Linked DNA regions of Homo sapiens: region 1 is linked to region 2. The links are chromatin loops, found by intact Hi-C in ENCODE. Cell type or tissue: breast epithelium. All regions are shown on one strand. Each heading gives the region's core, and the rest is flanking DNA. Links, peaks and the distances in the headings are about the cores only.

Region 1 (6,432 bases), core at 987-5,986, 170 kb before region 2:
AGAATCATCCCAGATCTTAGTCCCCGGGGACTGAGAGATCCCTCTGCATCCCTTCACACTCAGACAGATGGCCCATAGAAGTTCTCTGTGCTGTAACTACTTTTAGGTGACAACTGTCCTCCCACAACCTTAGCCATAAATCACTAACAAATGTCAGGCAACCAACTTCTTTCTAATGTCTCATTCCTGACATTATTCTACAGTCTGAAACCAAAGCCCAAGTTTCTCATTTTCTCCAAATTCAGAGAGCTTGTCTTTTTTTGTTTGACATTTTATCCTGCCCCTGAGTGCTTACTTTCATTTTCCCCGCAATAAAAAAAAAGATGATGATAATGATAGATAGATAGATAGATAGATACATAGATACATAGATAGATAGATAGATAGTGAGATAGATAGATAGATAGATAGATAGATAGATAGATAGATAGATACCACATGCACACAATGACCATCCTAAACTCATTACTTCTCCCCATTTCCCATAACATCAGTAGACTAACTCCCAGTTCCCCTTCTTGATTAATAATTACTCATACCTAACTTCGCATCTTTATTCCTGGGCCCTGGTTATTTCCTGATTTTATAAATATTCCCTTTTCTTTGATATTATCCCTGCCACTAGCCCTAAAACTAAAATCAACTCAACCAAAACCACCAGTGTCACCATTATCAGCCGTTGTCTCTCCCTCATCCACTCCTCATCTGCTTTCTCTCTTTCACTTAGAATTACATTATATGTGTCTCTCCTTTGTCTATTTCTCTCATATTTCTCTGTGCTTTCTGATATAACCCTCCTCTTTTCTAAGCAGTACCATCTTCTCAACCAGCATTTGCTAAGAGCCTCCTTCCATATAGGCAGTGTGAATTGTCACCAGGCCAAGGCACAGCGACTTCCCTCAGGCCCCAGGATTATTTCTCTCTTGCAATCGTCCTTTTATTATCTCCTACCCCAAGGCAAGGCTAGTTCTAGAAAGAGCGGGGTGAGCAACAGGGCAAGCTTCCTGGGCGTGCAGCCTGTGCTTCATGCACCATGAGCTTAGTTTACTGTTCTGATGTCACTGTCCTAAAGTTCTTAATAATTCTGTCTTTGAGCCTTTGTTTTTTAAGCAAAAACCAATGGGGTAATGTGGCATGTAAATGAGCAAAGGAGAGACCCACACTGCGCGTGTCCATCGTTTATTACCATTCCATTCACATAGAGCATTTGCAATGCCCCGTAAGCCCAGAATTCTAATGGATCTACAGTTTGGGAGATTAAGACAGAAAGTGAATACAAGGCAAGCATGTTACATCTATGACTGAGTAAGTGGGGGTGCTGACTACACTCTACATTCTAACCAGAACTTGCTTCTAATGTAGGAAGAAAGCAATGGCATCCTGAGAAGCCTAAACAACCAAGGAAACTTATCCTTTGTTATTCCTAGTACTTTGCTGTTATTAGCCAACCACTTATCCTGAAAATGATGATACAGAAAAAAAGGAAAGATGGAACAACCAATAGTTCCTTTTCCTTTTAGTTCTTCCTTACTCATCAGTAAGCACAAGGTAATGTTGGTAGAATGTTGCATAGCAAGAAATAAAAACAATTGAATCAATTTTGTGTAGCATTTCTTCTGCTCTGGTAAGAACTACATATGCATGTATTAACTACAAAACATGGAATGTATAATCTAATCGATTCGCATACAAGTACAAGATTCCTATAGTTGCATTTAAAACTGGCATTGCACAATATAAAGATGAATGGTAAAATTCATGCTAATAATTTTAAATGTGAATGCTTCTTTACTTAGAATTATATCAAATAGCATATTTAAAACACCATTACAAGTTGAGAGCCAGCTGCAGAAGGATGGAAAAAGCCTTATATTTTAGGACCTTCAACTGTACCCTGTTTTTCCAGCAATTTGAACAAGAGGCCCCACATTTTCTTTTTGCACTGGGCCATCCGAGGTATGTAGCCATTCCTGGTGAACAATGAAAAGAGATTGAGTGGGATCGAGGCTGGGATAGAAGGGGTCAGAGCTGGGCCACAACCCAGCAGGGTGCAGGCATTTGTCTAAATGCTCTTTCAGATACCAGCACCCCATACTCAAACCCCTCAAGTGGTATTCTGTCTCACTCGGAGTTAACACCAAAATTCTCACTGTGACTCTATCCCACCAACACTCCCCTGCCCACCTCTCTGATCTCCTCTCACCTCCTTCCTCAGCTCCAGCCAGGCTATCTTAACTGCATTTCTTCTAGCATGACAAGTATTCTCCCAACTTAGGGCCTTTGCACATGCCAGTGCCCATCTCTAGAACTGCTTTGCCCACAAATATCTGGAGCACCTACTTCCTCAATTCCTCGGGTATCTCACCAAATGACACTGTTACAGAGAGGTGTTTCTTGATCACCTTATATAAACTAGCAATACTTTACTCATCTTTCTTTATTTCTGCCTCAGCACTTTTCACCAACAAACCTATCATGTATTATTTGTTTCTATCTTTATTCTTGGTCACTTCCACTGGAACGTAAGCTTCATGAGCGTGGGGGCTTTCTCTGTTTTATTCACGGCTATGTACTCAAACTAGGACAGTGTAAATATTTGTTGAATGAATGAAGCTATACACTTCCTAAAGTCATTTAGATTGAGATAAGAAAAGCTTATATAAAATGGAGGCATAAAGCTGGAGGAGCTTTCCTATTACAAAATAATCTCTAACTTGGATCCACAAATGTTGCCTGATGTCCCAAGTCAGGAAGCATTCTGTTTAAGGAAATATATCCAAACTGGGCGCCAAAAATCCTGGGGCTGGGAGGGAGGAAGTGGCCCCTGCTTTTAATGAGCTGTGCAATCATAAGCGATAACTAGAACCTACTAAAAGCTCACGTTCCTCAGCTATAAAATGAACATGATTTAATAATACCTGTCCTTCTTATCTCACAAGTTTCTATGTGTGATAAATGAGATAGTAAATATAAACATTTTGCAAGGCTGAAATGTTAAAGAAATGCTAGGGAATCCTATTTGCCCTGCTAATTAAGGAACCAGTGTGTGGCAGGGAGAGGGAGGCCTGGTGGAGGGGAAAACAGGGCTGTTGGGCCATTTAGCCGAGAATAGTATTTCCAGAGAATGGAATGAAAGAAGCAATGCAGAACAGCAGATGCGGGCTCCTGTTGATCTTTCGCAGGGTGACCCCCATACATCTCCCATTTGACACGAATGTCACCGAGCCCAATTAGAATTAGCCTTTCACATAACATTCAAATTCCTGGACTTCCGAGGACAGCCATATAAGGGAGGAACAGCCACAGCAGATAAGAGGAGAGGAATGGAGAGGCAAAAGGTTACAGAAAAAAAAATGGAGATTTTGACATTCCCCCACACAAAGGACAAGATGTCTCAACAAACCCTAGAATTTTGGAAAAGATTTAACTAAAGAATATTTATCCAAGTGGTAGGCCCTTCTTTTTCCCAGCATTTCTGTGTGTGGTGGGGTATTTATTGTTATTATTATTTGTTTGTATTTCCAGAGTGTATTTTTATGTGTTTGGTTTTTATTTGTTTTGTCTTCTATTCATTGAATTTTTCATTTCCTTTTGCTGCACTCACTATGCAAAGCTACTCTGTGCCCCCCAACTTGTCAGCCTAGACACAGAGCAGAGCTCTTCATGTCAGGGTGTTCACTTCCACTAGAATATATTTTTAAAATTCATTTTCATGCTAATGATGCCCCTGCAAAGATGGTGAAGTGTGGAAAATCAAGTTGCACATGATGTTAAATCATGAAACTGAAGCATTTTTAAGGTTCCCTAAGATGCTTTAAATGAGCCTTTTTGGTAATTTCAGGGCTCCAGATCACTTAAGCAGAACATTTTTTAAATAAAAATAAAAATTCTTTGATGTGTACCGAAGAAGGGAGGTAGAAGAAACTGTCAAAAGTGGGCAGCCTGACAGCTCTCCTGACAAGGGAACCCCTGCACTCTATTTTTAAACCGACCTGTGTAATTTAGGAGAGAAGTCACCATGTCTCCTGATAAAGGTTTTGGGGGCGGCTGGTGGATAAGTTTGCAGTGCTGGAAATGGCAGTGCCACCCACACTGAGAAGGCAGAGCTGCAAGATTCTGCCTTTTAGTAGAACTGGAAAAAAAAAACAAAAAAAAAAAACGCCAAAAAGTGTGCATTTCCTGAGTAAAATGGAAGCAGCCTCTAAAAGAGAAAATGCAGAGGCCCCCCAGATCTTCTGAAATTGGTGTGAATGCCACCTTATTGGTGTCAGTAACAAAGAAGAGAGGTTAGTGATGCAAAGCTTAACTGAGTGGCATGGAGAAATATTAGTCATGGGCATAAATAAATACGGTTGTTTAATGTCATTCCATTGAGAGAGATGGCGCAAACCTGATAGTTTCAACAACGCCTCCAGTACTCCAATAACTGGTCCTTAGAGGGATGGTGAAGACGGAGATTCATCTCCACAAACAGAACACAAAATAATTTGAGTTATTTAACCTCTGAGTTGTATAATCTGAGTTATTTAACCTCTCTGAGCTGTAGTTTTCGTCGTCTTTAAAATGGACTGTAGCATTGTGCCTTGCAGGGTTACTGTTAGAGTTAAATAACAGCACAGAGTAAGCAACACTTAACAAAAACACAGGGAAAAAACTCATGCCCTGAGCATCTGCCAGACCTTGAATTGGTTGGAAGGGCTCTCAGTACGAGGAATTAGAAGGGGTTTTCTTGGAGGCACCACATTATTCTTCTTTGGCAATCAAATAAATGACCCAGCTGCCTCCTCCAGCTTCTGGTTAGACCAATGCCTGGTCCTGAATCAAGATCTGACAAAGACCAGTCAGTACCTCTCCCTCAACACCCACCATACTCACTCTCACTCTCTCTCTCTCTCTCTCTCATTCTCTCTCAGGCCACAGCCAAAAGCACACTCTGTGCCAGTGCCCAGCCTTGGGCAACCGACCCCGACATGGGCCCCGAAAGGCAATTGTTTGACTGAATAGAGCCTCTTATTAAAAATTAATTTCTGTCAAACCCAATTGCATACGAACACAGCCTCATTGTGATCACTACCGTGACTTCTGGAAACAAACATAAGCCCTACTGTTGCCAAAAGCAAGGGGCAGTTTAGGATAGTTCTGAGTCTTGATCTATGAATGCAGCCAGCAGATTCCCTGAGGCTCACAAAGGCATTTGTCCCCTGGAGGACAGAGACCAGCTCCATTTTCTACTGCCCCTCCATGCCCCACACCCACTCCCTGGGGCATAGTCATAGAGACCAGTGAGCATGCTCCTTAGTGCAAACACACACACACAAAATACAAGTTCCGCCACTTCTAAGGGAGTGTGCTTGCCCTTTAAGAGCTTAGGGTTTCTCCTCTGTAAGGCTAAAATAATGATTAACACCACTACCTAACCCACAGGGTCGATGTGGGAGATATGAGATAATGTAAGTAAAAGCATCTGGAATACAGAGAGCAGGTGCTTAATAAACAGCCATCCTATTCCCATAACATCCTGCCCTGGGTATCCCTCTATGGGATATTGTCTTCTACAATGTTTCTTCTAAATTTAGAGTACTAAATGGGGATGGGAGTCATTTTCTTGATAGCAATGGGTTGAAGAAAACAGAGACCTCAAGTTAAAATGCTCTAGATCCAATTTACGTATCCCACACATCTCTAATAAACTTTGATTTTTCTCTTCTACATGAATTGTCTCTTCTATTTCCATATCATGAGATCAAGGAGAATCAAGAGTTAGAGGTGGAAAGCTTATCATGTCCTCCTCTTCCCCCTACTTTGCATATTTTCAACATTTTTGCCATTAAAAACTTGGACCTGACATTGCATGAACTTCTAATATGGTGCAGAGATGGCTAGCTTTTAAAACGAGTGCTACCCTACTGATGGAGAAAGAATAAAAATAGTAGCCATGTCCAGTGAGATGAGGGTAGCGAGTCTGAAAGAGGGCAATCAAGCAATAGGGATCAGTGTAAAATGTGGGAGGCTGTTGATGCAGTCATTCCACTTTCAGGAATTATTGAAAGGAAATAATTAATGAGGCAAAATCAATAACTTACATGATACTATTGCTGATCATAGTAAATGACTGCAAAGAAGCTAAATATTCTAAAATAGGAAGTTGATTATATAAATTATTAGACATTCATACAATAGAAAACGATGTAATAAAGTTGTTTTTAAAGATGAGGTAAAGCTATGCTCAGTTAAATGGAAAGACATTCCATAAATTGTTAAAGTTTGTGGGAAAAAAAATTTGTTGCAGAAAAACATATGAATATAATCCTGCTTATGTAAAAATATAAAAATATATGTTTCTATATATTTATGTAAGCATTTTTTAAATCCTAAATATGCTTTGTCAAACTTTTGAGTGGTTATCTCTGGAAGGAAGATTATAAGAGGGCA
Region 2 (6,432 bases), core at 445-5,444:
CAAGCCTAATCATTGTATTTAGATGAGTTATGACAAATTAATGACTCAGTGAGCTTTTAGCTCATCTACCCTTATACAATTTGTTCACTGAGATTTCCTTGAATTAGTAAAGGGAGACTGAAGTTATGCTGTGCAGAAGATAGTAAAAAAGCTAGTTCTAAATTCCCAAAGTTAAGGGTTTTGGAACATGCTTCTCCTCTTGGACCCCAAACTAGTTACTTCTCCCTTAAAATTCCCTGCTACATTGCCATCCATTATAACATGTCACTTCTCTTCAATAGTTTTCACTACCATTGGAATATATTCAGATTTCTCAGCATAGAGTTCCCCTTGGGTGGTGGCAGAAAAAAAGCACCCACTGGCATGGGAATGCCCATGAGCTTTTCTTCATTTGGGAGTGCCTGGGCCTGAATAGTCACAGACTACAAGTCAAATCCTGCCACAACAGGGTCAAGGAAATACTCAAATTCTTATCTTCTAAAGCAGTGGTCCCCAGTCTTTTTGGCACCAGAGACCAGTTCCATGGAAGACCATTTTTCCATGGGACCAGGGAGTCAGGGGGAAGGATGGATGATTTTGGGATGATTCAAGTGCATTATTACATTTATTGTGTACTTTATTCGTATTATTATTATTATTATTATTGAGAAGGAGTTTTGTTCTTTTCCACCCAGGATGGAGTACAATGGCATGATCTCGGCTCACTGCAACCTCCACCTCCCAGGTTCAAGCAATTCTCTTGCCTCAGCCTCCCGAGTAGCTGGGATTACAGGTGCGTGACACCACGCCTGGCTAACTTTGTATTTTTAGTAGAGACAGGGTTTCACCATGTTGGCCAGGCTGGTTTCAAATTCCTGACCTCAGGTGATCTGCCTGCCTTGGCCTCCCAAAGTGCTGTGATTACAGGCGTGAGCCACTGTGCCCAGCCCTATTTCTATTATTATTACATACTCACTATAATGTAGAATCAATGGAAGCCCTGAGCTTGTTTTTCTGCAACTAGATGGTCCCATCTGGGTTGAAGGGAGACAGTGACAGATCATCAGGCATGAGATTCTCATATGGAGTGTGCAACCTAGATCCCTCGCATGCACAGTTCACAATAGGGTTTGTGCTCCTATGAGAATCTAATGCCGCCGCTGATCCGACAAGAGGCAGAGCTCTGGCCTGGTTCCTAACAGGCCATGGACTGGTACTGGTCAGTGGCCCAGGGGTTGGGAATCTCTGCTCTGAAGTATTTATGGGGGGAAATGATATGTAGGATTTTTTCTAAAAATACTCCAGGGGAAAAAGTGAGGGGAGGTGTAGATGAAACAAGATGGGCAGAATCCTGACAACTGTTGAAGCTGATTGACGGGAATATGAGGCAGGGGAGTGATGCTATTCATTCTATTTTCATGTATGCTTGAAAATTTACATACTTTAAAGCTTAAAAACATTTTTAAAAATCATGGCTCAATAATTACTTAAAATAGATGGGCTATTAGTTAGGGTTTGAAAAGTCTCGTTACAGAGATTTGTTATAACGCATATGACCTTACACAAATTCAACGATTTAAACTTTTGTCAGAAATTTTCTTTAACAAGAAAATTCTGGACCCCGATAATGAGTGATACAAATCAAATCAAAGGCACAGGGTTTTCAATAGGGATCCAAGGGCCCTTGAAGGATCCATGAACGGGCGTTAGGAAGTTAATAAACTGAATTTTTGGTTATACATACTGATGTGTATCATTCTGGGGAGACAGTCTAAAGCTTACCTCAGATCTACAAAGGGATGGATAGCTACCACTACTCCCTCAAAAAAACTTAGACATATTAAGCATATTTCCATGGTAGGAAATAGTTTTCAAAAAGAAGACATAATTTTGAGGAAAAAAATTGTATGAATTAGTTTGACTTTACCACAAGGGCAGCATGCCTTTTATGTGACTGAGAATAACAGTGCAGGCAGCAGTGCATGAGCAGCAGCCAGGGTCAGCTTTCTTTCACATTTCCAAATCCAAAGGATATCAAGTGTTTCTTTGTTTCTCTTACTTATCAGGAATCCAGAGTCTCACGGTTCTGTCTCGTGAGGCAGACGCCAATAAGTTTCCATGTGGAGAAAACTGCACGCTGGTTACAACATCCTTGTGACCCACATATCTGTAAGCTCTAGCATGTGGCTTGAAATTCCATAGCATGAGAAAGGTATCCCAAGAAGCAGTAGCTATCAAGAAATAGAAGAACAAAACCACTGTTTGTTAAAATGCAAACATAGGTGTGTCTCATTACAATGAGCAGCATATCTAATAACAAGGCATCCAGGTAATAGAGCGGCTGGAGGTTGTAAGGCTGCCCAGGTAATAGCCAAATTACTTTTTAAAGGTACTCAAAACTACATCACTAATATGCAAGCTTGGCTGTGTCCTATGTAAGCACACAGCAGGATGACTGGCCCCCGTATTCAATTAGCGCTCAGTAACTTTATTTACTAGAAGGCCGCAGCACAGTGTAACAGAGGGTACACGGGACTAAGAGTCAGTTTTGTTTCTAACTCTGGGTAATGGAAAGCTAGTTAACCTCTGTGTCATGATGTCATGAGGACTGAATGTTTTTCCTGAGAGGGATGGATGAGATAATTTTTCAAACTGTTTATGTGGAAATAATTTCACACTTACAGAAAAGTTACAAGAATAGTACAAATAACACTAATATGCCTTTTACCCAAATCTACTTGTTAATGTTTTGCTTCATTTGGTTTGTAATTTGCTCTGTACTTGTTTCTCCTTGCGCATGAACACACGTAAACCCACACACACAAACACATACGTATTTTTTTGTTCCTGAACCATTTAGGAGTAAGTTATGCAACTCACAGCATCTTTATTCCTAAATACTTCAGTGTGTTTTTCCTAAGATTTAAGATAGTCTCTTAACACACCCATAGCACAGTTAGCAGCTTCATGAAGCTGATTATTAAAGATGCAATATTTTAATATAGCAACTATATTTTATCAACTGATCCAATAATACTTTTATAGCTGGATAAGATGATTTTATTAGTCTCTTTCTGCTCTATAATTTAATGGCATTTGATGATTAATAAAAGAATTAAAAGAATCGTGTGTGTCAGACAATAGTTTAAGGATTTACAAAAAGGAAAAATGCAATCAATGGTGGAAATAACTGACTTGACAAAGAATGAACAAATAAACAAATGAAAGGTAGATCTAACTCTTGCCTAAAAAACAAATTTTATTATATGCATGTAGCCCTAGAATGGCTCCAATAATAGGAAGTAGGTCAATGAGAATCACTAAATCTGGATTGTAGAGTGCTTAGAAAAAAATGTAATGTTATAAATTCGAACACAATTAGTATCACTGTTAGAGAAACATAGGGCCTGGCTATATAAAGTCACTGAAACCTATGTTCTTTTGCCAACATACAAAGTTCATTTGGGCTCAGCCCATGCATTATTTCCATGTAAAACAGTTAAAAGTGAGTTCAGCTACAATACTGCTTAGCACCCCCTTTTTAAAAAAATACAAAAAGTTAATATTCCACCAGAGCTTATCCAAATTACTAAAGATTTATAGCAGAGTCAGAATTACCCAAGGCTAATGCAGACAAAGCAAGGAAACTGATGAGTTATCATATGTAATAAACTCAGGACACTATTTGAGTTCTGTGTATCATGCTGCAAACGAGATAAACAAAAGCAAATAAGATACAATCCTTTCTTTCAAAGAACCACATAGTAGGGAAGACAGCATTAATAATAAACAGATACAGAAAACTTTTATATATTATTTACTCATCAATGTTAGGTGGGGTGATTGGGTGGTCCACTCTGAGGAAAGGACATTTGAGCAGAGAGGTGAGTGAAATAGGGAGCGATCCTGGCTGAGACATGGATAAAGAGTACTCTGAGCACAGGAATCCCTGTGCAAAAGCACCTGGAAGAATGAGGAATGACAAGGAGGTCAGCGTTTCCATAGTAGACAGGAGAGAAGAGACCGGTGGGAGGGAAGCTGAAAAGGGGGCAGATGGAGGAGGAGAAGCCATGGTGGGAGGTGTGTCTTCTTCTTCTAAAGTGCAATGTGCCATTATCCTAAGCGAATTAATGCAGGAACAGAAAACCAAATACCGTATGTTCTCATTTACAAGTGAGAGCTGAACAGTAGGTACAATAGACATAAAGATGGCAACAATAGCCACTGGGGACTACTAGAAGAGGGAGGAAAGGAGCGGGGAAAGGTTTGAAAAACTATTGAGAACAATGCTCACTACCTGGGTGATGGAATCAATTGTACCCCAAATCTCAGCATCATGGAGTAAACCCATGTAACAAACCTGCACATGTACTCCCTGAATCTAAAATAAAAGCTGAAATTATTGAAAGAAAAAAAAAACCTGCGATGGGAAACTACTCTAGATTTTGAGCAGGGGCAATCTCATGATCTGGTTTAAGAACACTGCCACTTTGACAATAAGGAAAGGATTTTTTTTTAATTGTGTTCTCAAAGGAGGGTACTAAATTATGGAAAGAAATAAAAAATAAAACAATTGTGGTGGGTCAACTGGATACTCATAAGGAAGAAAATTAATCTTGAATCCTACACTTTATACCACATACAAAAGTTAATTCCACGTAGAAAACAGATCTAAATGTGGTACGTAAAACAATAAGCTTTTAGAAGAGAACACAGAATATCTTCATGACCTTGGGGTAGGCAAACACTGCTTTAAAAAGACATTAACGTGTTTGTTGAGGGCAGAGCCAATGGCCGGGAAGTGTTGTTGGCGCACGCCTTCCAGATCGCAGCTCTTGCGGCGGCCATCGCCTTCGACTTAAGGGTGTTGCTTGGCCGCCGCCTGGTAGTCCGGCGATTCATTTCTTGCTCGGCCTCCTGGAGCTGTGGTCTGTGTGGGCTTCCACCTCAGACACCTGCGCTGGCTCAGCGGGGCCGGAACATGGCTGTGTCGGGTCTGGATCATCTCAAAAATGGCTACAGAAGAAGATTTTGTCAACCTTCCAGGGCACGTGACATTAACACAGAGCAAGGCCAGAATGTTCTGGAAATCTTACAAGACTGTTTTGAAGAAAAAAGTCTTGCCAATGATTTTAGCACAAATTCTACAAAATCAGTGCTTAATTCAACACGCAAAATAAAAGACACTTGTATTCAGTCACCAAGCAAAGAGTGCCAGAAATCACATCCAAAGTCAGTTCCACTTTCTTCAAGGAAGAAAGAAGCCTCTCTGCAGTTTGTTGTAGAACCAAGTGAAGCCACCAACAGATCAGTTCAGGCCCATGAAGTTCGTCAGAAAATTCTGGCAACTGATGTTAGTTCCAAAAATACACCTGACTTGAAAAAAATGTGAAGTAGAAACATAAATGATCATCACAGTGAAGCTGATGAAGAATTTTACTTATCTGTTGGCTCACCTTCTGTTCTTTTGGATGCAAAAACATCTGTATCGCAAAATGTTATTCCATCTAGTGCCCAAAAGAGAGAGACTTACACTTTTGAAAATTCAGTAAATATGCTGCCTTCAAGTACAGAGGTTTCACTTAAAACCAAAAAAAGATTAAACTTTGAAGATAAAGTTATTTTAAAGAAAATAGAAATAGATAGAAATAGATAATAAAGTATCAGATAAAGAGGATAAAACATCAGAAGGACAAGAAAGAAAACCATCAGGATCATCTCAGAATAGAATACGACATTCAGAATATGAAATTCAATGACAAGCTAAAAAAAGTTTTTCAACATTGTTTTTAGAAACAGTAAAACGAAAAAGTGAATCCAGTCCCATTGTTAGGCATGGAGGAATTGTTCCACCTCATTCGTGTCCTCCCGATGATATGAAGTTGATAGAGGATGAATTTATAATTGATAAGTCAGATCAAAGTTTTGCCAGTAGATCTTGGGATTACTATACCAAGAAAGGCGGGGCCTCTGAAACAACGCACCATATCCCCGGCTGAGAGCACTGCACTCCTTCAAGATAGAAAGTCAAGAGAAAAGCATCATAATATATTAGCTAAGACTTTGGCAAATGACAAACATTCCCATAAACCTCACCTAGTAGAGACATCTCAGCCCTCTGATAAAACAGTACTGGATACAAGTTATGCTTTGACAGGTGAAACAGAAAATGACTGTAGATCTACAAAATATGAAATGTATTCCAAGAATGCAGAAAAATCATCTGGAAGCAAAAGGACTATAAAACAAAAACAGAGAAGAAAATTTATGGCTAAACCAGCTGAAGAACAGCTCGATGTGGGACAGACTAAAGATGAAAACATACATATGTCACATATTACCCAAGACAAATTTCAAAGAAATTCAGACAGAAATATGGAAGAGCGTGAAGAGATGGGAAATGATTGTGCTTCCAAAATACAGATGCCACCTGTGGGAAGCAAGAAAAGTAGC

Evidence for each region. Peaks named below come from ENCODE experiments on the same cell type or tissue, not always from the same donor. Only the 100,000 strongest peaks of a DNase experiment are listed, where the experiment ranks them.
Region 1: it touches region 2 in a loop (10-fold over the local background); 1 of 110 quality-filtered maps calls a loop at or near these places.

What each region holds. Positions count from the first base shown.
Region 1 is chr12:89,323,641-89,330,072 of GRCh38, forward strand. No RefSeq gene overlaps it. Among named protein-coding and RNA genes, the nearest start is that of DUSP6, 26 kb to the right of the region's middle. RefSeq lists an enhancer at 1,782-2,285. In breast epithelium, for the core only: no CTCF peak of the experiment used is centred there; no DNase peak of the experiment used is centred there; H3K27ac peaks cover 757 bases.
Region 2 is chr12:89,495,133-89,501,564 of GRCh38, forward strand. POC1B-DUSP6 (POC1B-DUSP6 readthrough) reads right to left here. Exons shown (of 11, transcript NR_189589.1): 3 at 2,039-2,210. It overlaps POC1B (POC1 centriolar protein B), which reads right to left. Exons shown (of 12, transcript NM_172240.3): 3 at 2,039-2,210. It also overlaps the pseudogene CENPCP1. Among named protein-coding and RNA genes, the nearest start is that of GALNT4, 26 kb to the right of the region's middle. In breast epithelium, for the core only: no CTCF peak of the experiment used is centred there; no DNase peak of the experiment used is centred there.